Linked DNA regions of Homo sapiens: region 1 is linked to region 2. A link is a loop called in an ENCODE intact Hi-C map of the cell type or tissue named here. Cell type or tissue: lower leg skin. All regions are shown on one strand. Each heading gives the region's core, and the rest is flanking DNA. Links, peaks and the distances in the headings are about the cores only. Region 1 has its middle 9.3 kb from the start of IGSF21. Region 2 has its middle 55 kb from the start of PAX7.

Region 1 (16,393 bases), core at 7,252-15,251, 470 kb before region 2:
ATGAAATGGGGTCCCACTATGTTGCCCAGGCTGGAGTGCAGTGTAGGGCACTACAGCTGCAAACTCCTGGGTTCAAGAGAGCCTTCCACCTCAGGCTCTTGAGTAGCTGGAACTACATGCAGCACCCTCCCCCATACCCAGCTTATATTAAGTGTTTAATAACTATTCACTTGTGTACTAGTCATCAACTACTGCATAACACATACCCCAAAATGTAGTCGCATAAAACAACATTGCTAAAGAATTGAGGGTCAGGAATCCAGGTGTGGCTTAGCTGGGTCCTCTGGTCAGGGGTGTCCTGCAGTCTGATCAAGGTATCAGCCCAGGCTGTGCTTATGTCAGGGCTCGACTGAGAACAGATCTGCTGCCAAGCTCCCTCCACCCACGGTTGGCAAGATCAATTCCCCCACGTGTTGCTGGGCCTTAGCCTGGGAAGCCGTTGTCTTCCCTCCTTTCCTTGCCACCTGGGCCTCTGCATAGGGAAGCGCACAACATGGCAGCTTGCGTTATCAGAGCCAGCGGGGGAGGGGCCTGGAGAGAGTGCAGGCAGGACAAAGCCACAGTCTTTTGTAACCTAATCCTAGAAGGGACCTCCCATCACTTTCCCCATTCTATTCATTAGAAGGGAGTCAGTCTGTCCAGCAGAGGGGATTGCAAAGACCTGTGAATACCAGGAAGCCTCATCAGGGCCACGTTGGAAGTTGCCATTCACACCTAGACTGGAGGCTGCCTGTGAGAAGGGATGGGGAGAAGGGGCTTTGTCTTTTCCTTCACGGCTCTGTCTCTAGCACCTAGAAAAATGCCTGGCACGACACAGGAGCTCCACAAATGTTTGTCCAGTGTATCAGAATGAGGGTACCTGGGGCAGGGGCTGGATAAAGAGGAGCTTCGTCTCCCCTCTATCCCCCTCTGGGCACCCAGACAGAATATTGCAGCCCTGAGCCCAGAATAATCCCCCTGGGGAGAGCCTTCCCCACTCAGAAAAGCCTCTGGTTGCATTGCAGTGTTTTGCTACTGACCTCCCCCTCTGAGGGAAGGCAAATTTCATCCAGAAGGAGATGTGTGAAAATTGGATTTGCTGCCAGGGTCAAACTTTGCTGTGTTTTATCCTGGCTGTCACCTGCCTTTGAAACACAGAATATTTCTCCAAATGATGCCTCTCACTCGTGGCCCCTCCTTTCTGGAATCAGAGCCCATGAACTTCTACCAGCTTCCTCTGGGCCATCTCTCTGGCTGCTGCCCAGCTCAGGCCACGTTCATCTCTCTCCTTGTCCCTTGCTGTGGTCCCTTGACTGGTGTCCTCATCCCCACCCAGCCCCCCTCCTTCCCATTTTTCAAGCAGCCAGAGAGGCCTTTCAAAAACACAAATTGGAGCACGTAATTCTTCTCCTTAAAGCCTTCTCCTAGCTTCCTGTTGTTCTGGAATAAAATCCCAACTCCCACCCTGCAGGCTTTGGCCCTGCCACCTCTCCCAGCTCATCTCCTAAAAAACATCCCAGGCCCTCCCTTGCCGCAGGCATGGTCCGCCAGTTCCTGAAACATGGAAGCTCTTCCTCCCTCCAAGACTTGGCTCTGTTCTGTCTGCCTGGGCTCTTCCCCTGGCTCTTTGCAGTGCTGGCTCCTTATCCTTCTTATCTAGCTTAGTTGTCACCTCTTCAGAGAAGCGTTCCCTGACTGCACTATGCTCCCATTATTACCATTCTCATCATCTTGTTTACCTATTTCCTGGTCCAGATTACAACTTGTAATCATTTTGGTTTAATTAATTCTATGAGGATGGAGGTGCCTAATAGGTCACAGCTATATCCCTTAGGCTCAGCACATGGTAGGACAAATGAATTTCCCCTTTCCTGCAGGATTTCAGTAGCCTCCCCGCTGCCTGCCTTGCCCATGACTCACCTCCTCCAACACACTCAGGACATAGCTGCCAGGGAAAACATAGCCCTGAACGTGTCCCTCCCACCCTGGAAGCCCTCAGTGGCTTCCCATTACTCAGTAGCATCAGGGACGCTTGGGCTCAGCTTCCAGACTGGACCCAGCCAACCATTTCTTAACATTCCCTTCCATCCACCCCATGCTCTGGTCAAACTGGAATATTTGCTGCATTCCTGAGCACTCCTTGCTCTTTTCTATCTCAGGGCTTTGGCAGGGATGTTTTCCCTCCACCTGGAAAGCCTTTCTCTCCTCTGCAAGACAAAAAAATGCATCCTCATCTCAATTCATCTCCTCCTCCAGGAAGTCTCCCTGACTGCCTCTTTGGTGAAGAGGGAAGAACTTGGAAGTTGGTGTCAGTCCTGGGTCCATATCTCTGCTCTACCATTTGCAGAGCAAATGAGTATATGACTCCCTGTGTCTGAATCTGTTCAGTAGGAACAATTCTGACTCTCAGAGTCGTTGAATGAAACACCTTATAAGAAAGCCTCTGGCCCCGAGGAGATGTCAAGCAGACGTGAGGCCCTTTCCAGGTTTAGTGGTAACCTGTGATACTCCTTCATACTTCATCTTCTTCTAATGCACTTGGGGTGAACCCATTCTCCTCTGTCCCCACTGCCCCTTCTGGGCAGGACCACACCTTCTCCCTCTCCCTTCCCTTACCCTGCCTGCCAAGATATTTACTTTATGCCAAGTAGGGTCTAGGGAGAGTCTGCTGAATGTCCTCGACCTTTCCTCTTCTCTGGATATTCTTCCTTTACAGAGAAAAGCAACTCAGTACAATTTTATGCTAATTCATGCATTCATTCACTGAGCTTCTATCATATGAACAAGAGCCCGGTGGAATTTTCATTTTAGGATGTTGGAACTGCCATGATTCATTTGGTCAACAAACATCTGTCTACCACTGTCTACCATGGTTGTGTGTGCTCAGTTACCCCAGTAATGTCTCCAGCTCCCTGGTGGCAGTCATTAGCTGTTGCTCAGGGCACTTGAGTCCCTCTTTCCTACAGCTCAATCTGTCCTTAAGGGCCATTCTCCAAGGTTTCTAGACATTGTTCTTCCCCACTGGGTAACTGTGGCTCTGCTCCGTGTCTATAGTGAGGCCTGCCAGATGCAGGACCCCTGCAGGCAGAGAGCTGTGAAATCCTCCCTGATCCGCTGCAGCCAGTGAGGGGAATCTGGAATTCTTTGCCTCCCAGGCTCCTGTGTGCATTTCAGCCTCTCTGACCAGGCTCAGAGGCAGCTTCAGAGGCAGCCAGGGGTGCAGGGCAGGTCTCTCTCCTTAAAGAGGAGCAGTTGTCTGATCCAGCAATTTCATTTCTGGGTATATATTTCAAAACAAAGCAGGATTTCAAAGGGATATTTGTACCCCCATGTGTGTAGAGCAGGATTATACACAAAAACCAAAAAATCCAAGAGTCCATCCGCTGAGGAGTGGATAAGCAAAATGTAGAGTAGCCATACAATGGAATATTATTCAGCCTTCAAAAAGAAGGAAAGTCTGACGCATGTGACAACATGGATGAAGAGTCCATCTGCTGAGGAGTGGATAAGCAAAATGTAGTCTATCCATACAGTGGAATATTATTCAGCCTTCAAAAAGAAGGAAAGTCTGATGCATGTGACAACATGGATGAAACTTGAGGACATTATGCAAAGTGAATAAGGCAGGCACCTAAAGACAAATACTGTGTCACACTAGTTACATGAGGTATCTAAAACAGGAAGGGGAGAGATGGTTGCCAGGGGTTGGGGGAGAGGGGAAATGGGGAGTTGTTTAATCTGCATGGAGTTTCCGTTTTGCAAGATAATAGGGTTCTGGAGAGCTGTTTCCCAACAATGGAAATCTGCTTAACACTACTGAGCTGTCCTCTTAAACATTGTTAAGACAGTGAATTTTATGGTTTGTGTATTTTACCACAATTAAACATTTAAGGGAAAAAGAGAGAGAGGAAGAGAGAAGGCCTTCTGGGTAAGAACACCTGAGCAGGTAGGAATGGCCCTGGGGGATCTGACCTTGGCCTCTGAGCCCTACCTCCTCCCTAACTGCCTTCAGCTTTCACTTCTTCTCCCGCCAGACTCAGCAACCCTCCCTTGTTTGTCAGTGGCCTGACTATGGACACACCTTTCCTCTTACAACCACTGATCACAGCTGACTTCAGCTGCTACTTCCAGCTTTCCTAAAAAAAGAAATAAAATAGAAAGGAAATAAACATAGAACAACCAAGCTGGAATACCATGTTTCCGCCATCCAACAACAGCCAAACTGTTTCTGTGTATTCTGAGCCCTGCTCCATCCCAGAGGGGCTGCCCTCTGATGGCCTCATTTAATTCTTCATTTAGAAACAAAGATGGTTTTCGTATATGGAAGCTATACCTAGTTGGTATGGAGTTCTCTTACGTCCCCACTGCTGGGGCTGAAGACCACCACCAGCCTCACAGGCTCTTCCTCTGCCTTTGCCATTGTATTAGTCTGTTCTCATGCTGTTGATGAAGACTAGGTAATTTATAAAGAAAAAGACCCAAGACTGGGTAATTTATAAAGAAAAAGAGGTCTAATGGACTCACAGTTCCATGTGGCTGGGGAGGCCTTACAATCGTGGTGGAAGGCGAAAGGCATCTCTTATGTGGCAGCAGGCAAAGAGAGAGCGTGTGCAGGGAAACTCTCCTTTATAAAACCATCAGATCTCATGAGACTTATTCACTATCATGAAAACAACATGGAAAAGACCTGTTCCCATGATTCAATTACCTCCCACTGGGTCCCTCTCATGACACGTGGAAACTGTGGGAGCTACAATTCAAGATGAGACCTGAGTGGGGACACAGTCAACTCCTATCAACCATGTTATTTGGGGTTCTCACTTCTGGCAGGCTGATGTCAGCAAGCCCCAGGCAATCTCCTTGTCCAATCCAGCCTGGTCACTGGGCCCTTCAACTTGGCACCTGCTCTTATGGGCTGCACCTCCACTGGACCTTCAAGATACAGCTGGGGCCTCCTGACCCAGGGCCTGGGGGCTGGGACAGCCCTTTGGGGATAGAAAGGCAGCCAGTTCTGAGCCCTGGGGCTCTGGGTCATGCAGCTGGCCTCCTGGGGTGACTCAACCTTGCAGAAAGATCTCTTCTTGATCTTCCACAGCCTGGGGTGTGGGTTCAAGAGCTGAGAGGCCAGAGCTCAGCATCCTCTAACCCCTGTCCTTGGCCATCAGAGACCTGTAATTGCCCTAAAATCCATCTTTTTCCCAGGCACATACTCACCAAAGCCCTTGGTTCCTCTCTCTCTCTCTCTCTCTCTCTCTCTGACTCTGGGGACCTGGCAGATGGAAACCATCCTCTATCTGTTCCAACCCAACAACCTAATCCTGATGAAAGCTGGACCTGGGTTGCTGGGATGCAGCTTTCAGAGGGGGCATTGGCCTAATGAGCTTTCTTCCAGACCATGTGTTTGCTCTTCAGCCAGCGTCACTGTGGGGCTGCTCTGGGGGACTCAGCACAGTACGGCACATCCTCTGACTGGAGCACACAGACCATCCCTTGTGGAAAGCAGGCACCTGAGACAGCAACTCTATAGGCCAGCTAGAGAAGTGTCACCCTCACCTGCCGTCAAACCTGGGCTGGACCACTCCATAGCCTTGTGGCCTGGCACTAATTCCTTACCCTTTCTGAACTTCAGTTTTCCTCATCAGTAAACAGTAATAACATGCCTTGCACTGCCTTACTGTCATGTTCAAATGTGATTATCTATGTAAAGCACCCAGCCCTGGAGCTGGAGGTCAATGAATGCTATTTCCTGTCCTCCTTTCTAAGACAGGTGAGGAAACCTGCAATGCCTGGAGCAGCCATTGTTTGCATTACTAGATGCGGCCTTGTACTGTCTCTCACCTGCTCCAAATGAATGACTGGGGAGGAATAATGATAGGCCTTTTCCAGTTGTATATTACTGTTCTCAGAGTAATATACAAATTCTTCGTCATATTTCTTCCTTAAGGAAAAAAAACCTGGGAGGCTTCCAGGGAAGGCACATTTAACTCCACTTTGTAGATAGAGATACGAAGGCCCAGCGAGGGCAAGGACCTCATCCAAGGTCACAGAGCCAGGAAGTGGCTGAGTTAAGGTGGGAACCCAGATCAGGGTGCTTTTGTTTGCTTTTGTTTTGTTTTTAAGCTTTGTTATGGAAAGTTTGCCAAGGCCTCACCCTGTTCTCAGGAGTGTATCAGGGTAGACATCATTCTCAGGAGATGGGGCCAGGGATGCTGCCAGGCCAGGAGAGGCACCTTCGTACCCAGCAGAGCCCATGCCCTGGATGAACTAATTACCATGCTCCCTCACACTCATACTGAGCCTTCCTTCCAGAGAGACCCTAAAGTTCTTCTGAGCTGCTCGTACATATTTATATGCCTGCGTGCACGATAAAAGTAAAACCACTTCACCCACCGCTGAAATGCAGCCACTCGGGGTGTGAAATACGGGGCTTATGGAACAGAGGCAAGGAGCGGCTCTCAAGGAGAGGCGTGTGTCCCTCCTGACATTGCAAGGGGGCAGCTGGAGGGAGGTGGAATTTAATTATCTTGGCGAGTAAGTGCTGGACGTGGAAGTAGGAGCCAGGAAGACTGTGGGTCCCTGGGCACCGGGGACTCCCTTGGCCTCCCTGGGATGGAGAGCTGGTCCTGCCAGGGAGGACGGTACCAGCTAAAGGAGTGCACGGGCCCCTCAGCATCCATCTCTTTACAGACCCCTGAACCCCACTCCCTGGGAGCTGCCTGCAGGTATGTGGGCTCCAGCCTTCTGCCCTCCAAAACCCAATGTGCCACCAAACACCATTTCTTCCTTTAAAGGAAGGTCCCAGGAGGCGTTCGTGAGTTAAGACCTCTTGGAGTGAGGACCAGCAACTTTGCTCCTGTCCGGTCAAGGCTGTAGCTAAGAAAGGTGCCATTCTCAGAAGAAGCTGAGCTTCTTTTCTGGCCATGGCAACCTTTCAATGGTTCCTTGACTTTGTTCTGATTTCTGGTGCTGAGCCTTGCTGTACATTTAGACTTCTGCTCCTGCCTGTCCTCTTTTCCCTCCCTCCCTTCTTCCTTCCTTCCTTTCCTCCTTGTTTCCTTCCTTCCTCCCTTCCTTTCTTCCTTCCTCCCTCCTTCTCTCCCTCTTTCTTTCCTTCCTTTCTTCCTTCCTTCTTCCCTCCCTCCCTCCTTTCTTTCTTTCTTTCTTTCTTTCCTTTCTTTCTCTCTCTCTCTTTCTTTCTCTCTTTCTTTCTTCCCTTCCTTCCTTCTTTCCTTCTTTCCCTTTCTCTCTTCCTCCCCAGTCCCTATCTCCCTCCTTTCTCCCTCCCTTTCTCTCTCCCTCCCTTTCTCCCTCCCTCCCTCCCTCTCTCTCTCTCTCTTTCTCTCTTTCTTTCTTTCTTTCTTTCTTTCTTTCTTTCTTTCTTTCTTTCTTTCTTTCTTTCTTTCTTCTTTCCTCTCTCCCTCTTTCCCTTCTCCTTTCTTCTTCCCTGATATATTTTGGATATTTGTCACTTCCAAATCTCTTGTTGGAATTGATCTTCAGTGTTGGAAGTGGGGCCTAATAGGAGGTGTTTGGTGCCCTCCCTGAAGTAGTGAGTGAGGTCTACCTCTTGAGGTTACTGTGAGATCTGATTGTTAAGAAGAGCCTGACACCTCCTCCTCTTTCTCTTGCTCCCTCTCTTGCCATGTGGCACTCCTGCTCCCCCTCTACCTTCCACCAGGAGTAAGAGCTTCCTGAAGCCTCACCAGAAGCTGAGCATATGCTGGTGCCATGCTTGTACAGCCCCCAAAACCATGAGCCAAATAAACCTCTTTCTTTATCAATTACCAGTCTCAGGTATTCCTTTATAGAAACACAAAATGGACTAATACACCCACCCTGTACTTTGCCCATCTGACCACTATAGTCTTAATCCCCTGGTGCAAGCACAGAGGCTGAAAAGGCCAAGAGAAGGCATCCAATGTAGGCTTCCTGAACTATGACAAAGAAAGCTGAGCTCTGGAGCAGGAGCAGAAATTAGCCAGCTTAAAGGATGTGTGTGGGGTGCATGGGACAGGGTAGGGGAGATGGGAGAGGGAGGGGAGCTTGGATGGCTATCTCAGCAGAGGGGGCAGCATGTAGAAAGGTCTGCAATCAAGAGAGAGAGCTTCGTGAACTCTGAGAACTGAACATGTGAACAAAGCTGCAGAAGTGAACCCAGGATAGAGCTGAAGACCCTTGTAAACCATTCCAGGAATGCTGGCTTTAGTGTACAGGCCCTGAGGAGCCAGTGAAGGATTTTAAGGGGGCTAACCTGATCAGCTTGTAACCCTGGGTATACCCAGGTAACCTGGATGTGGATAGTTGAGGGTGGTGCTTTGTACAGAAAATGAGGTCCAAGGAATTGAGCAGATGTCAGTTCTGGGGAGGCTCAACTGTCCTTCCTTTATGTGGAGGCCTGAGTGAGGTGAGGTCTGGGGACACAGCAGGAGGGAAGGAGCCTGAGAGAGGCATCTGGGAAGCAGAAAGTAAGTGGATCAGGCAGTGGGTACAGCTCTGCTGGCAACGAGATCTGGTGAGCAGAGACAGGCTGTCTGCCCTGAGATGTTGGCACTCAGGTGGTCTTGATTCTGTACCAACACTTGCCAACTGTGTGCTCCTCAGGGCACAAACCATGTCCTTTTGCTTCTGTGTCCCTTGTACCCAGCTCAGTGCCTGGTCCAGAGAAGCCCAATAAACATGTGTGTTATTCGAACCCTCAGCAGTAGCAGTGATCCACTAGAACCACTTGTTTAGGGACCCTGGTGTAATGCTGTTAGGGATTGGGCTGAGCCTATGCCTCTCAGCTGCCATGCCCCCAGTGCCTAGGCACCTTCCTTTGAAGTCATTAAAAGCATGAACAATGCCTCTATGTTCCCAGTGCTAGCAGTCCATTAGCACTCTTTTCAGGAAAAGATAGCTTTGAAAGGTAAGTGATTTTCCCTATGTGCCTCCCAATAGCCTTTCATTCCAGGGAAACATTCCAGTCTGATTCATCAATTGCCTCCTTGTAGGATCATCCTCTTGCCAGGGTCAATGGAGAGCAGGACAGGAGGCTGAGCATGGGTGGAAGTCAACACAAGGAAGTCAGGGAGGGGAGATAGTGTTAGGTGACCGGCAGGGGTATGGGATTGCTTCGTCTTCAATCAGTAGTACAGAGAGAAAGGAGGAAGAAAAAGAGCACCTTGGTGGAGATGTCAGGGCTCCAAGGATGACGAAGCATCTTCTGGGGCTGAGAAGGAACTGGTCGGTACAGAAGGATCTAATGTCGAGAGTCACCAAATCTCAAACTGGCATGTGCATCTCACTCATTTGTTCAATGCAGTTTTCATTGTTCCTGCACTGTCCTTCATCAGCCCTGTGTGGTTTACAATAATCCTGCTTAACCTCACAGCCTCCTCCCCCTACACCACCTAGTTCCAGCCTTCCTGGACCACCTGCTCTCTCCTGGAAGGCAATCTCTGCTGCATGCTTTTGTAAGGCATTGCACATGCAGCTCTGCCCCCAAAGCTTTTCTTTCCCTGGCTAACTTGGGCATCCTTCAGAGCTTTAGGTCTCACCTCCTCCAGAAAGCCAGTCTCCCAAGTCCTAGCTCAGTGCCAGGTGCAGAGTAATCGCTTCCATAGTGGCACAGGAAGGAAGAGATGAAGAGAAGGAAAGCGGAGGTGGATTTGTGCCCAGACAAGCCATAGGTTTTCAGGGGCCTCGGAAAGCCAGCCCAGCCTTTGCCTCTTACAAATGAAAACTGTGAAGCCCAGAGAAATGAAATCACTTCCCTATCTTATAAATCAAATGGGGATTTTCTACAATGTTTCAGGGCCTAGAAACTCAAGAGGGAAAATAGGCTGAGGAAATTGTCAGGCTTCGCCGGATGGCGTTTGTAATTAATCAGAGGCCTTTTGTAACAAATACCTCTTCATTCCCAACTGAGTGACGAGCCTGGTTAGCCGGACCTTCCTTCTTTGCTCCGGGTTCCTCCAGAACCACGTGACCCAGGCCAGAGAGGGGAGGTGTGGAAGATAATAAGGAACAAAGTGAAATGGGCCCAGACTTCCCAAAGCATGGACTATTACCTGGGGAGGCAAGACACATGCGTGAACCGACCGAAGAGAGCATTGCTGCGTTATGCAGGAGGGACAAAATGCCCCTCCAAGAGTGCAGGGAGCCGACAGTCTTGCTTTGGGTCTCATCTATAGTATTATGGACCCATCCTACAATTGTGGCTAATTAAGGAGCTTAAGGATTTGTGTTTTGTAATAGCCTGCCTCACTGCAAATATAATAAAGCCTAAAGAACTCGTAAAACAGGAAGCTGATTCGGTTTTACGGAATATAGATAGGCCCTTGAACTTGAAAGGTTGTAAAAACGGAACAAATCATGTATTCGATGGCGCCACCTGTTGTCAATGTGTGATATTGCAGCTTGTCCAGGAAAGGAGGAAAGAGGCCGCTCCAAGGGTGACCTCAGAAGATCCCAGCCCCGTCTTGACAATCGTGGAGACAAGAGTCCAGAGCCAGGAATGGACTGACTAATGCTGGAAAATGCCACAGAGGAAAAACAAATCACAGGTTCTGTTCCCATTGGCTTTTTTCTTTGATTTGGAGTCATGGCCAACATCTGAGTCCCTTGAGATCTTGACCCTGGGAGTCTTTATCCACCTCTCTCCACTTAAGAATGCAGGAAGCTAAGGACAAAAAGAAGGAGCCACAGTGTGGGATAATTACAGCATCGTATGGCTGCCTTGGCTTTCAGTAAGAGTTGTTACAGCTAATGTTTATTGGGTGCTTATGTCATTTGAAGCATTGTCTTAATAAATCAACACAGCTTGATGAGGTTGGTACTCTTAGACCCAGTCCCATTTTACAGATGAGGAAATGGAAACACAGGAACGTTAAATAATTTGCACAAGTTCTTACAGAAGTTCCTCCTTTCTTTCCTTCCTTCCTCCCTCCCTCCCTCCTTCTTCTCCCTCCCCTCCCTCCCCTCCCTTCCTCTTTCCTCCCTTCCTTCCTTCCTTTCTTCCTTCCCTTCTTCGCAACTCCCTCCCTACCTACCCCCTTCCCTCTTTCCTTCCTTCCTTTCTTCCTTTCTTCCTTCCTTCCTCCCTTCCAACCGTCATTTTTTTTTTGAGTGCTGAAGCTGGGATTTGAGCCTAGGCAGGCCAACTCTGGAGCCCATGCATTAAGCCGGTACACTTGACTACATCTGTTGGCACGTTCTAACTATGACTAATATCTGTTGGTCCATGTGTCTCACACTTAGCAAGTGCAGCGATACAGGAAAAAGTAAAAATCTTGCTGATGCTTTCTAACCTCGGTTCATCTATCCATGCCTCCATCCATGCCCTTATCCACCCAACAATCCTTTCTCTAATCCTTCTGTCAACCCACCCACCCACCTACCATTACTCATCTGCCCACTCACCCATCCATCCATCCATTCATCCAATGATTCCCATATCCATCCATACAATCATTCTCACATCCATCCACCCATCCATTCATCCACCCACCCAGTAATTCTCATAACCAACTTCCTTCCTTGCATTTATCCAACAGTCACTTTCTTAAGCACCTACCACCTGCCAGACACAGTCAATAAAGAGATGAATCAGCTGTGTTCCCTACCCTTATGTTGGTCACATTCCCACAGATCCATAAAACAATGTTATAGGTGCTGGCCTGTGATCGGAAAGGTGAGTTACGCCTGACTCTGAGGGAGGCGAAAGAAAGGCTTCCCAACAGATGTGACTATCAACCTTGGCCTTAATGTATGAATGGGAATTGTTGGTTGGAGAAGGGGAGATGGCTATCAGACAGGAAGAACAGCACCAGCAAAGGCAGAGACGCAACAAAACCCCTAGTGTTGGAGGGACATAGAATGATCCAGAGCATGAGGTGAGTGAGAGCAGGGGAAGGAGGGACAAAACCAGAGGGGGCTTAGGATGCAGCCAAAGGGGCATACTAAAGAGCTTGGACCTTCAACAATAGGGAGTGCTGTGAAAACAGAGAGCAGAGGAGTTGAGGTACAGACATGGTGAGAACCGTGCAGGAGAAAGGTCTCTCCAACGGCAGCAGGGTGGATGAACTGGGGAGGCTGGGTCTGGAAGCAGGGACTAGTTAGAAGAGATCATCTGGGTTCAAATGCCAGCTTCACCTCTTATTGACTCTATGCCCTTAGGCCAGGGCTTGCATTTCTAAGTGTCTCATTATTCTTGTTTATTCCATGGTCTAAACACAGAAATGACCTACAAGATTCTGGAAAGAATTCAATGAATAGTACAAGCAAAGTATAGCACTTGGCACATAGTAAGCTCTCAATAAATGGCATCAATTGGCAGTAGTTGTTGTTATTATTATTACTATTTCTACTGCTATGATATCGAGGAAGAGATCAGGAGGCTTGTTCAGGGCCAGAGCGGCATTTTCCACCCTGTGATTCCCAGAGCTCTTGCTCACACGATGTTAATAGATATTAATGGAAAGAGGGTTCTGAGGCCAAACAAGTGTGGACTTCAACAAAATAAAACTGGAAAATGAACATAGACAAGCCAAACACAAAAAACTGCAGGACTTCTCATAACCTTTCATAGGCTCACGTGAACTATAAACTTCTAAGTGGAGAACAGCTGAGTTTGTAGCACTTCTTGAATATATTTAGCCATGAAACTCTCTTGCAAGAAATGTTTATTACAAACCTGCAAAACAAATGGTCAGTGAGACCCAGTTTGGGGAGCAATGGTCCTCCTGGGTCCATCCCTTTTCTCTGGTCCCATAATGCTGAGGCCCCTTCCCCAGCCCACAGCTCGAGATTCCCACGCACACCTGCTGACATCTTCTACCGGGAAGATGTGATGGAACTTGAGAGTCCAGGTGGGGCTGAGGTTCATTAAGGATGGAGCATTGGACTTAATTCCAAGTGGCTGACTCCATATCAATTTGGGTCACTGGTGTTAAGATGTCACTTTCGGTTGCATTTAATTTAAACAAACAATAAAAAGCTCTGTCCTGACTGCGATGGAGGCTGGTGGAGGTTTAATTCCCAGCACAGAGAGGCAGAATGCAGGATAGGAAAGCCGGAGGACTGCAGGAGTGGGTTGATGAGAGAGGGAGAGAGGAGGATAGAGAGGGAGAGAAATGTGGACCCCTGGGGCAGGGCCTGCCTGGGGAAGTCCACGCTAGATCCCTGTCCCCAGAATCCAGTATCCTCTACCCTGGCCACCTTGGGTAATTATTTTCATTTCTCTGAGACTCAGTTTCCTTATCTGTAAACCAGACATAAATGAAATTGCCACAGAGGACTTACAGGAGGATTAAATGAGATAAGAGAGGTGGAACGCACTGGATTCATGAGTTTTTATATACAAATACTGGCTTCCAAGATGTGTGTCTGTGTATATGTGTGTGGACACGTGTGTGTGTTCCTGTGTGTGTGGACATGTGTGTGTGTTCCTGTATGTGTGTGCGGACACGTGTGCGTGTGTTCCTGTATGTGAGCGTTCCTGTATGTGTGTGTGGACATCTGTGTGTGTTCCTGTATGTGTGTGTGGACACGTGTGTGTGTGTTCCTATATATGTGTGTGGACACGTGTTGTGTGTTCCTGTATGTGTGTGGACACGTGTTGTATGTTCCTGTATGTGTGTGTGGACACGTGTGTGTGCGTGCCTGTGTGTGAGGACACGTGTCTGTGTGTGTGTGCCTGGGTGTGTGTGTGTGCGCCCCTGTGTGTGTGTGTGTGGGCATTTGTGTGTGTGTTCCTGTATGTGCATGTGGACATGTGTGTGTGTACACATGTGTGTGCCTGTGTGTGTGGACATTTGTGTGTGTGTGCCTGTGTGTGGGCATTTGTGGGCATGTGTGTGTGCCTGTGTGTATGTGTGTATGCTTGTGTGTGCCTGTGTTTGTGTGTGTACACTTCTGCTTGTGCCTGTGTTGGTGTGTGGACACTTATGTGTGTGGCTGTATGTGTGTACACTTGTGTGTGTCTGTGTACACTTGTGTGTGTGTGTGTACACTTGTATGTGTGTGCCTGTGTGTATGTGTGGTGTACTGTGTCTAGGTAAGGTGTTTGGGAACTCTGGTTCTTGAGCTCTTCCTAGGTTGGAATCTGGTCCTATTCATAGCTGTATTGTACTGAGAAAGTTGCTTAACTTCTCTGTGCCTCAGCTTTCCCAACTGTAAGACAGGACTAATGATGGGACCCACCTCATACATTATTGTGTGGTGTCAATGAATTTATATACATTAAATACTTTCACAGCACCCGGCACAAAGAGGCACTTTCATAAGTGCTTCAGACTCTTATTATTGAACCTCACTGGGTGTCCTGCTGCAAACCAGCAGAGCCCATTCCCTTGGGAGCCAGGTTGGGGTAGGCAGTCATGTGCTGCGTCCCTCCCCTTTCCTGGCAGGGAGGGTGGGGACTAGAGGTCACAGAGGGGCCCTTTGACCTCTGGGGCTATTCCCTGGGGTCCGCGGAGTAGAAGTTTGCTTTGTGCTGTAGTGCACTCTGTTGGGAGAGCCTAACTCAGCACCATGAACAGAGGGAGGCTGGGGGCAAACAGCCACACCTCCGCCAAGGACTCCAGCTCAGCCAGTGTCCGAGGAAGAGGCCTGTCCTGCCGTGACTCATGGGTCTGAGTGCCAGGACTGCAAAGTGGAGGCCCTGCCGATCCATTAGGAGACAGGAGCCAAGGGATGTTAAGCAAATTAAAAGCCCCAGGGCTGTCCCGCGTGACCTTTTCCTTTGGCTAAGGCACCCCACCCTGTGCCCTCTGCTAACTGTGCTTCTCAGTGCTCCAGAGATGTCTTTCTCTGGGACAAAGGAAAGGCTTTAAAGCTATATCTTATGAAACAGGAGCTGGAGGAGTGGGCTTCCCTGGAGGGGCCTGTGAAGGCAGCCGTATTAACCACTATGGTTACCATATGGCCATAGACATGCACATCACAGCCAGGCCCCTTTGGGCAAAACCAAACTGCGCACCTGAGCAGACACCTCCTCTCTGATGGGCCCAGTCAGAATATGTGATCCTGGCGCTCCAAGGAGGTTCACTGCCACAGGACGCCTACCAAGTGCCAGACTTGTGCAAGGAGCTGAGGAACAGAGTGGATAAGACTGAATGACCTACCCTCATTCATTCATTCATTCATTCATTCATTCACGCATTCATCCAACTGGTATTTATTGAGGATCCACTATGTGTCAGGCACTGGCTAGGCATAATAATAATTATAATACAGGGTGATGTTAAAGAGAATTGAGGTGATTCAGAAGTCTTGGGGCTGAAGGAGATCTCCAACACACCAGCCCCAATCCTTGGTCCTAGGAAGCAACCCTCCCTTGGCTGTTAGGCCTGCTTTCCTCCTCACTAGCATATCCTCAGATGCCATTCTCTAGCTCCTTCTGCTGGCTCTCTTTTCTAGCTGGTGTGAACCATGGCTGGGAAGAAACATCACTAAGGGGCCCTGGAATCCCACCTGCTCCCTGGCCCTCATCTCCAAGGGCTGGGCTGCAGGGAGCGCAGCCAGGAAGCCCCACCAATTCAGGGTTCACCTGAGGAACTGATGCTGTCCACCTGCCTAGCTGCACGCCGATTTGCAGCTGGGGCCAGAGAGTAGGAATGCCCACACAGCGATGCTTGGCATTTCCCTGCACAACTCAGACCAGCACAAGGAACCGCATGAACCTGATGCTGTTCCCCAGCCAGGGAGCCCCTTCCACAGAGGATTTAGAACCTGGGATGGACTTTTGGGTTTGTTGACTTTTTCTTGGGTCAGAGTGGGGAGGGAGGGCCAGGGAGGAGGCAGTAAGGGACTGTGCCCTGCAGCCTGAGAAGAAGGTGAGGGGGAGAGGTGACCTCAAGCTGACCCTCAGCAGCCTGGAGAAGGGGAGACCTGGGTGGATGCGAGTGAGAGGGAGCAAAGAACAGCAGCCAAAGGGAGAAGAAAGGACCTAAGACTCCAGTGTTCATCAAGTGTTCAAGCCATATGCAGTCCAATCAACCTGGAACCAATTAGTCTGATTCACAAAAAAAAAAAAAAAAAAAAAAAAAAAAAATCCCACTTAGGGACAAACTGTAATCAAACACCTATTTATAAGGGTTTATTATGATCATTATTATTATTTTACTGAGAGGATCATTCTAAAGCCTGTCAGGTGAACGTATGCTTTCAGATCTTCATAAATGCAAATCGCTCCTTCTGGGGTGGGTGAGCAAGCTGAGCCGCAGAGCTGCCTTGGGAGGCGATGGGGTGAGGTTCCAGAGGGCAGGAGGAGGGAGCAGTTCACTTTCATGGACATCTCTGCACAAAGCTCACCCAGAGGCAGCCCAGCAACCACCCATTGCCCACCCCACTCCCTACACTCCTCTCAGAGGGCTGCTGGAGATGGAACTGGCTATAGACCCATTGCCCATGTAGGTAAACGATGCAACAGCCT
Region 2 (16,393 bases), core at 4,617-12,616:
ACAGAACTCAATCCCAAGGGGACACTGGGGGCTGGGTCTCCAGGGCCTCCCTGTGCCAGGCCAAGCATCTTGGACAATTGGGAGCTGGCAGAGGACTTTTACCCTCTGTGCTAATTCAGATACTCTTCATTACAGCCTTTAAAATTTCCTAAATTGAGGTATAAAATGCATCAAGGGTACTGAACTTAAGTGACCAGTTCAACTTCTGACATATCCACATCTGTGTCCTTTCCACCCATATCAAGGCAGAGATCATGTCCTGCACCCCAGAAGATCTCTTTGTGTTTCTTTCTAGTCAAAGCTACCTTCCTCTAAAGGTAACGCGATTCTGACTTCTCTCGCCATCCATTAGGAATGCCTCTTATTGACTTTCATCTGCATGAAACCACACAGCATGTGGCCTATGGCAGATGGCATTTTCCACAGCTGGCTTCAACAGTATCTCCCATTCCCCATACTCTTTTTGCAATGTGGTGTTGATACTCCTCCCATAGAGAACTGAGTTCTGTGTCCCCTCCCCTTTAATCTGTGTGGACATTTATCCCCTCATCTAATAGAGCATAGTGAGTGGAATGCTATGTGAGTTGAACAGGTGATAAAAAATGTCACATACTTCACCGTGCTCTCAGGGGACAGTTGCTCTTGGATCTGGCCACCATACTATAAGGAAGCTCAAGCAGCCTGTGGAGGGGCTGATATAAGAGAAATCCATTGCCCTGGCTGAGCCCCCAGCCCACAGCCAGAAACAGCCTGATAGCCATGGGAGTGATCCATCTTGGACGTGGGTTCTGCAGCCCCAGTTGAGCTCCCCACCAACGCCAATTGAGCAGAAACAGGCCATCCCACAACATCCTGCCTAAATTGCCTCTTTTGAGTGAAATAAATTATCATTTTGTTTTATGCCACTAACTCTGAGATGGTTCATAAAAAAGATTTTAAGCAGGAGAGTGATTTTGAGTAAGAGTTTTGCCCTTGTATATAATAAAAGACACAACATAAATTGGCTTGAGGGAAAAGAAAGGAAAGAAGAAGAAGGGAGGGAAGGAGGGAAAGAAAGAAGTAAAGAAAGAAGGATGGAAGGAGGAAGGAAGGAAGAAAGAAAGAAAGGAAAGAAGGAAGGAGGGAGGGAAGGAAGGGAGGAAAAGAAGGAGAGAAGGAGGGAAGGGAGGAAGGGAGCGAACGAGAGAGGGAGGGATGGAGAGAGGAGGGGATATATTGGTTCTCATAACTAAAAAGTTCAAAGAGGGTTTGTATTGGTTTCCTAGAACTGCTATAACAAACAACTATGGACTAGGGGCATAAAGAACAGATAGTTATTGTCTCACAGTTCTGGAGGGTAGCAGGCCAAGGTCAAGGTGTCAACAGGGTTGGTTCCCTCTGCGGGCTGTGAGAGAGGGATCTGTTCCAGGCCTCTCTCCTTGGCTTGTAGTCATCCATCATCTTTCTTCACGTCATCTTCCCCCTATGTATGTCTGTGCGTCCGAATGTCCCCCTTTTATAAGGACACATGTCATATTGAATTAGGGGCCCGCCCATTCCAATATGACCTCATCTTAACGAATTACATCTGCAAATGAGCCTATATCTAAATAAAGTCACATTCTGAGATTCTGGGGGTTAGGGCTTCAACATAAGAAGTTGGAGGGGGTAGGACACAATTTATCTCCTAACAAGGCTAATCCAGTCATGGCTAGGTCCAGCCATCGTCAATGTCACCAGCATCTCTACACCTCCCGAACTTTGCTTTCCTATTTGGGCTCATTCTCAGGCTCCATATGCTGACAAGATGTTCCAGGCCTGCATCCTCCCGGGCTCATGTGCCTGGGAGAAGAGCACTGCCTCTCTCAACAGCCATTTTGAACACACGGCTCTGGCCAGCTTGGGGCCGGTGCCTGCCAATGACGGGGACAGGGCAGGAGAGTGGGGATGGCTCCGTGCCAAGCTCTCCAAGCCTGCCACACTCTTGCAGGAATGGATCCACCATCCCCAGGTCACTTGTGTCACGTTCCCATTCCAAGAACAGCATGCTCAACACCCAGCCCTGAGATTAAAAGGAAAAATAATATTTAAAGGCACTTATTAAAGATACTCAGAAGGCCCTTCGAATGTCAAACAGCTGTGAGCAAACCCTAATTTGATGATCTACGTGTTAATGAATCCCAGACATGCAGATTAAATTCTCTTTAAATTGCACATGGTTTTAAAATGCATTTCTCTCTGGCATGTCTGGTTCAGAACAAGGTTAGTGAAACACCTGTGAGGCAGGTCCGCCGATCTGGGGATGGAGCAGGAGCTGGCGATGTCCCTGGCTCAGGCCTTGGGGAGCCTGTGAGCTATATAAAGAAAAAGACCCACTGAGAACCGCATCGGCAGCAATGTGGACTGGAGCATGCAGCTGAGGGCAGCTTGCTGCGCGTGGGTCTTTCACTTAGCAAATATTTACAGAGCTTCTACCAGGCGCAGGCCCTCTCCTGGGCATTGGGGATGCAGCAGTGAAGACGGAAGCCGCAGCCTTGCCCTTACCTCCAGGTGAAGGGGACAGACAATAATGAGAGAGGTAGATTGCTAATCAAGGGAATTCAGAGTAGAATAAGTGCTATTAAGAAAAGAAACAACGAGATGATGAGGAGCAGGTTGGCACCAGGAAGACTGGGGAAAGGAGGTGGTTCGAGAAAAGGGGTGAACCATCATGAGGCTGGGGGACGGCACAGGCAAGAGCACCGGCACCGACCAGGCCTGGCCTGGTCAAGGTGCCAAAGCCGGCCTAGAGGGAGTGGGGAGGTGGCATATGGCAGACACAGGGCAAGCCAAGGACTCCACGGCAGGTGATATGTGTCTTCTGAACAGCAACCCAGATGTACCTGAAAACGTAGTACATGGAGACCAAGGTGAGGAACAGAACAGGAGCCTTAACTCAGCCACGGCTGGGACATTAAACATACATGTTGGCTGGGTGCAGTGGCTCATGCCTGTAATCCCAGCACTTTGGGAGGCCAAGGTAGATGGATTGCTTGAGCTCAGGAGTTCGAGACCAGCCTGGGCAACATGAGAAAACCCCGTCTCTACCAAAAAATGCAAAACTTAGCTGGGCATGGTGGCACATGCCTGTAGTCCCAGCTACTGTGTAAGCTGAGGTGGGAGAATTGCTTGAGCCTGGGAGGTTGAGGCTGCAGTGAGCTGTGATTGTGCCACTGCACTCCAGTTGAGAAAGTGAGACCTTGTCTCAAAAAAAAATAAAATAAAAACACACGTAATATACCAGAATGAGGCATGGCCAGGTTACTGGGTGCTGGTCACAAGCTGGGGGCTGAGTCCACTCTGGAAAAAGTCCTCAAGTTGTATTTGGGGGACCTGTACACCTTTCTGTCTGTATGTTATTCTTCAATAAAATGTGTACCAAAACGATTACACAGTGTAATGTTTGAGATACTGGATATGCTAATTACCCTGATCTGTTCACTGTGCATTATAGGTATTGAAACATCACTTTGGACCCCATGAATATGGACCATTATTTTATTTCAACCATTAAAACATAAAATTAAAAAGACAAAAACTAAAAGAAAAAAACAAAAAAAGTATGTACATGAGAAATAGCAGCCTGCCTTTGGCAAGAACGTGGACCCACAAAAGGATAAATCTTAGACATTCAAATGGTTGTCTAGGAGGGATGGGAATCAGGGATGAGGAGGAGCAAATTTTCTAAAACTTCCTGGAGCCCCCAGACCCCGTAGCAAGTGACTTTGTGTGTAACTCACTCACTGGTTTTGCATTCTCAACAACCCCGTGATCCATTCAAATGGAGAGATAGGCACTGATTGGACCCCTGTTTAACAAATGCAGGGGCCGTGGTGGCACATGACTGCAGTCCCAGCTATTCAGGAGACCAAGAGGGAGGATCCCTTGAGTCCAGGAGTTCGAAACCAATCTGGGCAACATAGCGAGACACACCCTACAACACTGTCCCCATGTCATAAATAAATAAATAGCTGATGAGTTCTTTGTGCCACTGATAATGAATGAACGGGTGAGTGAATGCCGGCGAGAGGCCGCGGGTGCCTGGGAGTGGCTGTGAGGCACAGGTGGGGAGAAGCTGACAGACGCTTAAAGGTCAGTGCTGTGTGCTCTCTCATCCCTCCCCTTAAGCCCCGCAGACACCCCCAGCCCACCTCTGGTCACAGTGGGACCTGGCCCTCCTATCACTTCCACAACCTGCACCTGCTAGGGTGGCAAGATGACGGATGAGGGCTTCTGCGACCCCAGCCACTGGCATGAGGAAGGGAGCAAGAGGAAAACTCCCCCACCATCCCGTCCTCCATTTTTATTTCTCTCTGAACCTTGAAAGACAAGGGTTCCGGCAAATCGCTCCCGCTGGCTGATAGAGCCTGCAAGTGTCTTGCGTCGCCCATCCACATCCTTGAGTCAAGTCCTGCCCTGCTGCTCAGACTGACCACCCTTACTTCTGGCCCAGGTCTGGAGGGCAGATATCTCAAGACCGCAGAGACAGGGACTGAGCTGTTCATCCCACCTCGATGCCTCTGGCAGGACACAGTGGACAGGGATCAGCTCCTTGTTGGTTGCCAGGTCAGTGAGCCCAGCCACCTGCTGCCCACCTGCTCTGGGGACAGAGGAATCAGGAGCGTGTGTGGCTGAGGTCAGACTTGCTCACTCATTCATCACGCTCTGCTTCTTTCCTTCCTGCACACCTTGTAAGCCGTGGTTCTCTTACGTAGAAATTAGTCGACTTATTTTTTGTCTTCCCACTGCAGGTAAGCTCCATGAGGGCAGGGCCCAGGGCCTGCCCTGTCACAGTGGGTCCCCAGGTCACTCATCCCCACCTACCTCATGGCAGAAACTCAATCAATATTTGCTGAACAAGAGAGGGCCTCTGTGAAGGAGGCCAGGTTATTCCCATTTATAGGTGAGGGGACCAAAGCTCAAGGGAAGAGCATACGAACCCAGGACCTGGGAACTGCAAGCCTTGTATTATTCTCCATGCAGGCTGCCTCTTGGGAACCCTGCTTTAGAAGGGACAGTGCAGTCTAAACTGGTGCATGCAAATGAAATGCAAATGACAATGCAAATATCACTGGCTGGCTTACACAATGTCCTGGCCTCTGGGAGGATTCTCTGAGTGACACTGTCGGAAGCTCTGCTGCAAACTGGTCCCTCCAGGTGGCAGCTGGAGTGGGAATAGGAGAACACCCAGAAGAGACAGGGGGAGCAGTTACAACACTGGTCCTGACCCCAGCCACTCCATCATCTAAGGTCTTTGGAGGGGTGCTCACTGTCCAGTGGGCTCAGGCCCTACCCTCCCCATTCTGCAGAGAAACCAAGGCACACTGTTGAGGACTGGAATGGAATGGAGCTGAAACAAGGACCCCACCATGATGAGGAGGATCGGAGTTCTCAACCCCTGTACCCGGCTTTATGCATATAATCTCATTCAGTCCTGACACACCCTTTGCAAGAGGGATCTGCATGCTTCATTTTGCAGATGAGAAAACTGAGGCTCAGCAAGGTCAGCTAACTCGCCTAAGGCTACAGAGCTGGCAAGTGTGGCTGGCATCAATGCCCATTTAAACCTCTGCACAGTTCCGCCTCGCTCATCCCTGTATTTCCTCGTCCTCCTCACCCACACACACCCATGTTGTTCCAAGGATTGCCTCTCTGCTCCCGCTGTGCTCCAAGACCCCCCAGTCCTTCCAGCCTAGAGGAAGCCCTCCTCTTCCAGGGAGCCCTCCCTCATGTCTTCCTCTTTGGGAAGCCCTGCAGCAGGGAGAGACTGTGCCCGCAAATGTGTGGTTTCACTTCCTCTGTATTTCTTGCATGAGCCACCGGGCATGGTGGCTCATGTCTGTCACATCTCTCTATTTCTTCAGCCCCCACCCTAGTCAAGCCACCCTTATCTGTCCCCTGGGAGACCCCCACCACGTCTCCTCATTCCATCTCAGCCACACGGGCCTCCTTCCTCTGTTTCCAACACACCAAGCTATTGCTGCCTCAGGATGTTTGCACCAACCGTTCCCTCTACCTGAAGCCCAAAGCCTCTGGCCTTTGTTCAGCAGTGTCATAATTTGAGGTCTCAGCTCATAGTGCACCCCTAAGAGTAGCCGCCGCCCCAGTGGCTCCTTATCTCATCCCTCTGTTCACGTCTCCTGCAATCCACGATGATCTGTTTGTTTCTTTCTTTGTCTCCCTCCCTTAAGGTGTGAGCCTCAAGGGCAGGGACCTTGTCTCTTTAGTTTGCTGCATATTCCCCGCACAGAGGAGGCACTCAATAAATATTTGTTGAATAAATGAATAAATCAACTAGTCAATTGAACAATCAATCATGAAAGAGGGTTTTAATGTTTCGAAGAGGCTCTGGGTCCAGAGCCACCATGAACAGCCAGCACCAAAATCCCAGAGAGGTGACAGGGCCACTCTGGTCTCACTCAGTCAATCATATGGTCAGTCAACAAACTCTCACTGGGCTTGCTCATCCAGCAGGCACAAAGATGCAGCAAGAAATACGATGGGTGTCCACCCTGCCCCCTGAGCTCGGTGTCCAACAGAGATGTTGAATGGCAGCTGACAAAACCACTACTTCGACCCAGGTCCCACTTGGGCCAGGACTCTCCACCACCACTGCCCTGAGTCCAGCCTTGGCAAGACTCTGAGACCCGGGTCTAGGGAAGCCATTCATTGACTCAATTTCTGCTCACTGGGAAGCAGTAAAGTGATTAGCAGTGTGGACCTGGGTTCCAATCCTGTCTCTGCCACCTACTAAGAGCATGACTCTCTGCAATGTGTCTAGGCCTCTGGGCCTCAGTTTACCCATCTGCAAATGGGGACAGTAAAGGCATCTCCCCCATGGAGTTTCTCCAAGGAGAAGGGGTCAAGAAGGACCTACCGTGGTGCTGGGCACATATGTGAATGCTAGTCACCACTACTGAGCTGCCCGAAAGGAGCCAAACTGGGGCCCGGGGACACAGAGTGGATTCAGACACTACTGCAGAACACTCCCAGACCACAAGGCCATGTGACAAGTGTAACAGGACAGAGTTGTGGGGAGCCTCAGGGAGCCGCAGGGCCTGGAACCCACCCTGGCAGCCAGAACAAGTTCCCAAGCCTATTAAGCTGGGTCAAATCGCCCTGCCCACAATCCCATCTTGTTTTTGTTACTTAAAAAAAAAAAAAAAAAAAATTCTGGCCGTGTGCAGTGGTGCACACCTGTAACCTCAGTGCTTTGGAGGGCAGAGGCAGGAGGATTGCTTGAGGCCAAGAGTTGGAGACCAGACTGGGCAACACAGTGAGACCCTGTCTCTACCAAAAATTTTAAAAATTAGCTGAGCGTGGTGGCATATGCCTATAGTCCCAGCTACTCAGGAGGCTAAGGTGTGAGGATCACTTGAGTCCAGGAGTTGGAGGCTGCAGTGAGCCATGATTGTGCCACTGCACTCCAGCCTGGGCAACAGAGCAAGATCCGTCTCTTAAAAAAGAAAAAATTGAAAACCGAAGCCAGGATGAGGGTGTTGTTGGCTCAGTCCCTCCCTGCCCATGTCCCCTCATCGGTTCTGAGGCCTCACCAGGTGGGCAGCAGCTGAGACCTGGGATCTCCTCTAGGAGCTGGAGGGGTCTCCTGGGTAGAGGGAAGGAGAGAAGAGAGAAGCCTCTGCTTAAATCCAGGACCTCTCGTCCTACCAGGGGAGCACACAGGTTTTCGCAGCCCAGCTGGCTCAGGAGGGGCTCTGTCCTCCAGAGCAGGGCTACCCGGGCCCAGCAGGGGCTGTCAAGGGGGAACCTCATTTTAAGCCACGGAGCCCTTTCTGCTCATGAAAAGGAGCCTGCAGGTCCCACAGACAGAACAGAGGACTAGAAGTCGGGAGGCACCAGGCAGCCTTGCCTCCCCAGAAACTAACCAATCCACCAGCTCCCTGTGCAAATGGGGAAACTGAGCCCCAGGAGGCACGGGAGGGTGACTTACCCAAGGTCACACAGAGACAAGACTGGCACTCAAGTCCCCTCGCCCCCACGGACTCACTGCATAAGAGGGTAAAAACAGCACCAAGCTCTGGATGAAGGGGTTGGGAGTGAGTGACATCTGGCCAACCCGACCCCCAGCTCCGTCTTGCCTAGGGCAGCCCCCAGCCCAACCAGGGACCCAGCTCCTTGGGACGGATTCGCCCAGGCCTTGACTCTGCTGGCCCCCAGTGGCCATCTGTGTTGTTCTTCCAGCACCAGGTCCCTGACTGAGCTGACAGCTGGTCCAGGGGCTGAGCCCTGGAGTACGACAAAAATATGCAGGAATGAGGGAGCGGGAAGCCGAGGTGAGAGGCCACAGAAACAAGCTTGGCCTCCTCCCCTAACTCCTCCCCACAAACACAAACCTGAAAGAGACGCTGGGGAGAAAGTGGAAGCCAGTCAGTGTGGGGTCAGGAGCACACCTCTGGGGGTCTTTGGACTCAGACTGAGGCTCCAGTCCCGGCTATGGTGGACGGTAAAAGGCAAGAAATTATCCTCAGCTGTCCTCCCACACCAAGGTGCCGTCTATTTCCGCGCCTCCCCCCCCACCCCCGAATCTGGCCTACCCTTGGTTTTGTTTGACAAGTAGAATGCAGCAGGAGTGGTGCTGTGTGAGTTTTAAGGCTGGGCCTTAGGAGACCTGCCTCAAGCCCAGGTGTGGTGGCTCACGCCTGTAATCCCAGCACTTTGGGAGGCCAAGACAGGCGGATCACCTGAACCCAGGAGTTTGAGACCCGCCTGGGCAACATAGTGAGACTCTATCTCTATAAAAAAATTTTTAAAAAAATAGCTGGGTATGGTGGTGCACACCTGTAGTCCCAGCTACTCAGGAGGCTGAGGTGGGAGGATCACTTGAGCCCAGGAAGTTGAGGCTGCAAGTGAGCTGTGAATGCCCTGCTGTGCTCCAGCCTGGGTGACAGAGCAAGCCCCTATCTCACAAAAAAGAAAAAGATCCACATAATAAGCACACAGTAAACAAACAGGTCATTTTCACCAGGTCATCACTGTCACCACCACTGCCATCATCATCAACACTCTCATCGCCACCATCACCACCATAATCATCATCACCATCATCACCAACATTATGCTTTGTGACCACAGAAAACTAGCTGAGCCTCTCTGGGCCCAGGAAAGTGGTGCCTTCCAAAGCGGGCAGGACCCTCAGCAGTGGAGATGAAATGTAGAAAGCTCTCTTCGCTCTCTCTTCAGCCCTCCCTTCAGCCCTCCCCCACAAGGACCAGCACAGACGAGTGAGTTTCCACCCCGTCTTCACTTCTGGGCAAAACTCCCTGAACATGTGGAAGACAGAGTCAGCTTTTTAGCATCTGGGGCTTCCTTCCCCCACATTTGAGCTCACCAGAGCCCACCGGCCTCAGAAAGTTGTCCCTGATCCATTGCCCCCACTTGTCTTTCTGAGAAGGCCTGGACAAGGACAAAGACACATTTGAACAGCCCACATTCTCCAATTATTGGTCTTTCACAAAAATCTCCTGAACCCCCACCCCCTGGGGCCATACACTGTGCTGGTTCCCGCACCTACACAAACAAGATGAGAACAACCTTTGGAATCAGACAGGCCTAGACCCAGGCAGACCCCTTTAATTCCTAGGCACATAAAGGTGGACAAGTCATTTAGCCTTTCTGTGCTCCGAATAACAGATAGATGACTGAACACAGGAAGCCCTTCCAAAGCTCCTCCAAGACCTTCTCTGCACGCTCATCCCAGGGTACCAGTATCCAGGGCAGAGTCTGGTATGGACTGAACAGTGGGGCTGCTCTTAGGCCTTCATGGACGCAGGTGTCCTGCCCTCCAGCTCCATGGCGAGTGGGCTGAGCATGATGTTCTCACCCACAGAGGGGACTCCCCCATTCTCTGGACCTTGCTTTTCTCTCTGTTCCCAGCTCTGAACCACTTCCAGCCTCTGGAGAAGGGTTGAGCTGTCAGTCAACAGCCCTTGGGATATGGGCCTGGCTAGGGCCTCTGCCGTGGCCTGGCTTTTCTTTATCACTGATGGCTTTGCCAGATGGTCACCTGCACAGGCCATTTGAAATACACAGGAACCTTTCATCATGGACAACTTGAGGCCAGGAGTTTGAGACCAGCCTGGCCAACATGGTGAAACCCCGTCTCTACTAAAAATACAAAAATCAGTAGGGCATGCTGCCACAGGCCTGTCATCCCAGCTACTCAGGAGGTGGGAGAATCACTTGAGCCTGGGAGGCAGAGGCTGCAGTGAGCTCAGATCATGCCACTGCAGTCCGGGCTGGGAGACAGAGTGAGACTCCATCAAAACAAAAACAAAAACAGAACCTCTCAGGATTTGTAATGACAGCTGCTACCACATCTCAAATGCCTAGATGTCCCAGGCAGAACTCTGGGACCTTTCCATATGTGCCGTCAGCAAACATTTATTGAGCACCTACTATATGCCAGGTGTTTTTCTGGGCACTTGGGAGATAGTAGTGACAAACACAAAGCTCCATGACTGTGCAGAGCTGATTTTTCTCTCAGGGAAAGAAAGAAAATTAAATCATAATAAATAAGTAAATTATGTAATAGGTGGTAAGGGCAATAGAAAAAGACAAACTGCATGGGGAAAAGGGATTGATCCTGCTGAGAGAATCTCAGTTTTCATCAGGTGCTCAGAGTGGACCCCACTGAGAGATGATTTTGAGCAAAGACCTAAAGGAGGTAAGGGGATGAGCCAAGCAGGCATGTGAGGAAGGTTTAGCCTGTGGAAAGACCCTGGGGCAGGAAGAGGCTGTCCCGTTCCAGAACAGCGAGAAGGCCAGAGGGGCTGGAACAAAGTGGAAGTAGCAGGAGACGAGGCCCAGAAAAACTCTGGCTTTACTCTGGGGCTTGCTGCAGAGTGCTGAGCAGAGGGACAACAGGATCTGACTCATATTTTTCAATGCTCTCTCTGAAGCTGGCACAGTGGCTCACGCCTGTAATCCCAGCACTGTGGGAGGCCGAGGTGGGCAAATTGCTAGAGCTCAGGAGTTCAAGACCAACCTGGACAACATAGCGAGACCCTGTCTTTACAAAAAAAATACAAAATTAGCCAGGTGTAGTGGTGTGCACCTGTGGTCCCAGCTACTCAGGAGGGTGAGGTGGGAGGATCACCTGAGCTCAGGGAGGTCAATCAGCCATGATCACATCACTTTACTCTAGCCTGGGCCGCAGAGTGAGACCCTATCTCCAAAAAAAAATTTAAAAAGCCCGGGCGCGGTGGCTCATGCCTGTAATCCCAGCACTTTGGGAGGCTGAGGCAGGCGGATCACAAAGTCAGGAGATCGCGACCATCCTAGTTAACACGGTGAAACCCCGTCTCTACTAAAAATACAAAAAAATTAGCCGGGCGTGGTGGTGGGCGCCTGTAGCCCCAGCTACTCAGGAGGCTGAAGCAGGAGGCATGAACCTGGGAGGTGGAGCTTGCAGTGAGCAGAGATCATGCCACTGCACTCCAGCCTGGGTGACAGAGCGAGACTCCATCTCAAAAAAAAAAAAAATTTTAAATAACTTCCTCTGGCTGCTGCGTGGAGACTTGTAGGGGGCAGGGATGGGAGCAGTGAGGAGGCTGCCTAGAGTCCAGGTGTGAGAGGATGATAACTCAGAGCAGGGTGGCCCAGTGGAGGCGGGTAGAAGAGATCAGAGCCAGGATGTATTCTGAAGGTAGGGCCCTGTATTAGTCCGTTCTCAGGCTGCTATGAAGGACTGCCCGAGACTGGGTAATTTATAAAGGAAAGAAGTTTAATTAACTCACAGTTCCGCAGGGCTGGGGAGGCCTCAGAAAACTTACAATCATGGCAGAAGAAGAAGCAAACACATCCTTCCTTACATGGCAACAGGAAGGAGAAGTGCTGAGTAAAGGGGGAAAGGCCCTTTATAAAACCATCAGATCTCGTGAGAACTCACTCACTACCACGAGAACGGCATGGGGTAACCGCCCCCATGATTCATTTACCTCCTACCAGGCCCCTCCCATGACAAGTGAGGATTATGGGAACTACAATTCAAGATGAGATTTGGGTGGGGACACAGCCAAACCATATCAGGCACCAACCAGGACTCCCTGATGGACTGGATGTGACTTTATTTCAGCTTCCTGGCCCCTCCGAGAGGTGGGCATGATTATTCCCATTGTATTTTATTTTATTTTATTTTTATTTTTATTTTTATTTTTATTTTTTCTGAGACAGGGTCTCACTCTGTTGCCCAGGCTGGAGTGCAGTGGTGCAGTATCAGCTCACTGAAACCTCCACCTCCTGGGCTCAAGTGATCCTCCCACCTCAGCCTCCCGAGTAGCTGGGGCTACAGGCACATGCCACCACACCTGGCTAAGTTTTGTAATTTTTGTAGAGTTGGGGTTTTTCCATGTTGCCCAGGCTGGTCTCAAACTCCTGGGTTCAAGCAATCTGCTCACCTCAGCCTCCCAAAGTGTTGGGATTACAGGTGTGAGCCACCACACCCAGCCTATTCCCATTTTAGAGTTGAGTCAACTGAGGCTGAGAACTTGTCTTTCTCCTCCCACTGGCTCAGGGGCATGGCAGCCAGGCAGAGCTCTGCCATGAGTAGCACCGCTGGCTTCCAAAAGCCGCCAGAGACAAGCCTGGGGCCTCAGGCAGGGGCAGTCAGGGGCCAACACCTGCCTGCCCAGCACCCCATAAAACCAGCTGGAGCATGAATTGATGGTCCATTAACAGCCTGGAGCTCAGAGCAGCCGTGTCCTCAGCAGTTTATAAACTCATAAAACGCCATGGTCATGGCCACACATCCCTGCCTCCTTTAGCCGACGATGAATGGGCTTTCCTGGGGGAAGAGGTACTGGGCTGCTGGGGTGTCCCTGAGCTCGGGCATAACAGGACTCCTGTGCCCCTCCCCATCTCCTCACTAGGAGTCTGCCCAGGACCAGGCACCCACTTCCCATGGCTGCCTCATGGCTCTGTCCCCACTGTCCTCACTCTTTAAGGAAGCCCCCTGGGGCAGGGGGTATAGTAAAGGATGAAGGAAGTTTATATCTGATGGGAATGTACTGTGTGCCTGACACAACCTTTAGTCATCACAGCATCCCCACAAGGTCAGTGGCACGGCCCCCATCTTAAAAGTGGACAAACTAAAGCCCACGGGACTGGAAGGACTCACTCAAGGTCACCTGGCTGGTAAGATCAGAGCCCCGGGAGTCTGGCTCCTGAGTTGATCCCCTAAACCCCCACCCTCTGAGGCCACGTGAGTGCCCCAGCCCTCAGTGTGTGGTTCCTGGTTTGCACAGATGGATAAATGGCATCACGTGGGCACCAATAGGTGTGTGCCAATGTGTGCCATCCAGATGGGATCCTGCCCTGATCCCTGGCATGACTCTGGCACGTGTATCCTGGGGACACACTGCCATCTGGACAGAACCCAGAGGCACCACCTGTGCTCCCTCCACCATCTCTCCTTCACCATTCATTCGACAAAATTCACTGCGTATCCTGACGTTAGGGAATGCTCTCTGCATCAGGCTCGGTTCCAAGCTCGTATCAATTCACCTGACCCACCCACCGTTTGATGAGATGTGTATTCTTTTTCCTGATGTGCAAGTGAGGGATGTGAGGCACAGAAAAGTTAAGCAACTTGCCCAAGGTCACACAGCTGTTTAATGGCAGAACCAGGCTTTGAACTCACGTGTATCCAACCAGAACCCACTACACCTTCTGGCTTGGTCTAGCTGGCTTTCCCCTGAGGGTCCCCACTCACTGCAGGGCAGGGGGTCTCTGTGTCCAGGCTCCATCTTTCAGCCCCTGTGGAAGAGCGACCAGGCATATCTGCTGTGGCTGGAGAAGAGGCTGGGCAGGTGCCCACCTCCACTCCCAAGCTCTGGTAAGGCTTCTGTTCCTGCTCCTGGGCCACCTCCAGCGAAGCAGTGTAGCTCCCTCTCCTCAAGAGCTCACCCCAAGGTCCCTGGAGGGATGTCCTGAGGGGCGCAGGCATCCAGGGTACCGGAAGGCGCGATCCGGCCCACACCTGCGTCTGGTGGGACGCTGGCGCCACCTCGCGTCCTTCCGCAGCCCTGCAGCCCTCCGCCCAAGAGCTCTTTGGACAGGGCTGGGCCTTGCACCCCAAAAACCTCAGGCCCTCCCGTGCCATCTTCATTTTGTTGTCACGACAGCACACAAAACCACCTGAACTATTATTATTATTATTATTATTATTATTATTATTATTATTATTTTGAGACAAAGTCTCACCCTGTCACCCAGGCTGGAGTGCAGTGGCGCGATCTTGTCTCACTGTAACCTCCACCCCCTGGATTCAAGCGATTCTCTGCCTCACCCTCCCGAGTAGCTGGGATTACAGGCTCATGTCACCACGCCTGGCTAATTTTAGTGTTTTTAGTAGAGATGGGGGTTTCACCATGTTGGTCAGGCTGGTCTCAAACTTCTGACCTCAAGTTATCTGCCTGCCTCGGACTCCCAAACTGCTGGGATTACAGGCACGAGCCACCACACCTGGCCTGAACTATTATTTACTCGGTATATTTTTCTTTAAATCAACTCACTTGTTTTAGCTAGCCTCATCCTGGGCAATAATGTCTGCAAAATCCCAAGTATGATGTGCTGGTCGCATTTTGTCCTGCTACCAATAAACACTAAGTATATACCTTCAAAAATTGTATTCATGTGCCACGTAAAATCGCTTCTCCACTACACTTTAGGCAACAAGCTCATTCATGAGTGTGTTCCCTCTTCCTTGGGTGAGTTTACAGAGGCTGAGAGCCTTCTTTATGGAAAGAGAGAGGCAGACGCCACCCCTGTCCTCACCCAACTTGCAGCCCAGTAGTGGTGCCAGATATTAATCAAAGAATCACAAAAATAAATATACAATGATGACTCATCAATGCTATTGAATTATAAAGCTGATTTCCTATTAGGAAGTAAAGACCACTGGATGAGCCCACGATAAGGGGACTTGACCTGGATGGGGAAGTCAGGGAGGGCTTCCTGAAGGAGGTGGTGCTTGAGCTGAGAGCTGAAGGAAGAGCAAAACATTAACTAGGTGAAGAGGGAAGGAAAGTGTTCTGGGCTGAAGAACCAGCATTTCCGAGAACCCCAGGGCAGAAGGGAGCCCTTCCCATGAGTTCCTGGCCTTCGAACTTGGCTTCCTGCCTGTGGCCAGTGTGGGCATTCTGCCTGTGTGGCCTCCTTCCTTTGCCTTCCTTGCCTCAGCTCCAGCCTAACCCACCCACCCATATCCCCAGCACGACCAGGTTCTTTGGGTCTATTTCCTTTTTACTCTTGTAACTTTGCGGTTTTGCCATCAAGAACCCCATTTTTATATCAAGAAAATCGAATTTGGGGGATTTCCAGTTATTTTTCCAAAGTCACACAGCTTGGCAGAGCCAGGATTTGCACCCAGGCCCGGTGGCTGTGCTCTCCTGCTACATTCAGCCATCTCTCAGCAGAGTCCCAACTCTCATCTCCATGGACTTAGAACCGGGAGATCTGGGAGCACAGCCTGTCTTAGCACTAGCTTGCTGGGCAACTTTGGGCAGGTCACTGCACCTCTCTGAATCTTGGTCTCCTCGTCTGTAAAATAAGAATGCTGCACAATAATGGTATTAATAGCTAACATGTATTGCTCCTCATATCCACGCTTTAAAGTAGACACTGGAGTTATCCCCACTTTACAGATGTGGAAACAAGCTCTGAGAGGTTTAGCAATTTGTCCAAAGCCACAATGCTGGTAAGTAGCAAAGCAGCCTGGAACTATCTCCAATGTGCTTTCCAGTAACAATGCTCCCAATCTGACTGTCCCAAGGTTGTCCCTGGAATGTGAATCCACATCTGGCCTCAGTCACGGGATTCCAAGGCTGTCCATTTTAGTCTACTCCCGCTGTCTGTGGGTGTGAGACTTTTCTGTCCAAAGAAGTAGGGGCCCAGGCGCTGCCTGCCTGGCACTGCCCAGCCCATGGTGAGCTGAGCTGGGTCCCTGGGGTTCTGGCTCAACCCATCCCTGCAACCCAGGCCACCCACTTAGCCGCCTTTACAGAGATGCATTGACCCATTTAGACACTCTCCGGGGAGCCATTGCTCTTTCAGAGTGACATCATTCTTCTGGCCTCAGGTCAATACACAGATTTGTTCCTGGCATCAGAAAACATTTAATAGCTGGCTCCATGGCCCTCTGTCAAAGCCGCCTCCACTCCCAGCCATGGCCCAGGCTCCTCTGGGAGCCTTGGGAGCCCTGGGCTGACCCACTCTGGCCAAAAGCTGGCCTGCAGAGAGGGGCGGAGCCAGGGTGTGGGTGTGGTTCTGGCCAGGTCTCCCCTGGGGTCCAGGGTGATGGTACAGCACAAGCTCTGCACATGCTGTCAGGAGCAGGGTTTGCAAGCCTCTGGGCCAA

Evidence for each region. Peaks named below come from ENCODE experiments on the same cell type or tissue, not always from the same donor. Only the 100,000 strongest peaks of a DNase experiment are listed, where the experiment ranks them.
Region 1: it touches region 2 in a loop (3-fold over the local background); 4 of 110 quality-filtered maps call a loop at or near these places.

What each region holds. Positions count from the first base shown.
Region 1 is chr1:18,090,319-18,106,711 of GRCh38, forward strand. No RefSeq gene overlaps it. Among named protein-coding and RNA genes, the nearest start is that of IGSF21, 9.3 kb to the right of the region's middle. RefSeq lists enhancers at 377-671, 8,606-9,128. In lower leg skin, for the core only: CTCF peaks have their summits at 10,358 (motif pointing left) and 13,866; a DNase peak (open chromatin) is centred at 10,370.
Region 2 is chr1:18,567,575-18,583,967 of GRCh38, forward strand. No RefSeq gene overlaps it. Among named protein-coding and RNA genes, the nearest start is that of PAX7, 55 kb to the right of the region's middle. RefSeq lists enhancers at 4,303-4,802, 7,578-8,156, 8,157-8,734. In lower leg skin, for the core only: no CTCF peak of the experiment used is centred there; a DNase peak (open chromatin) is centred at 8,189.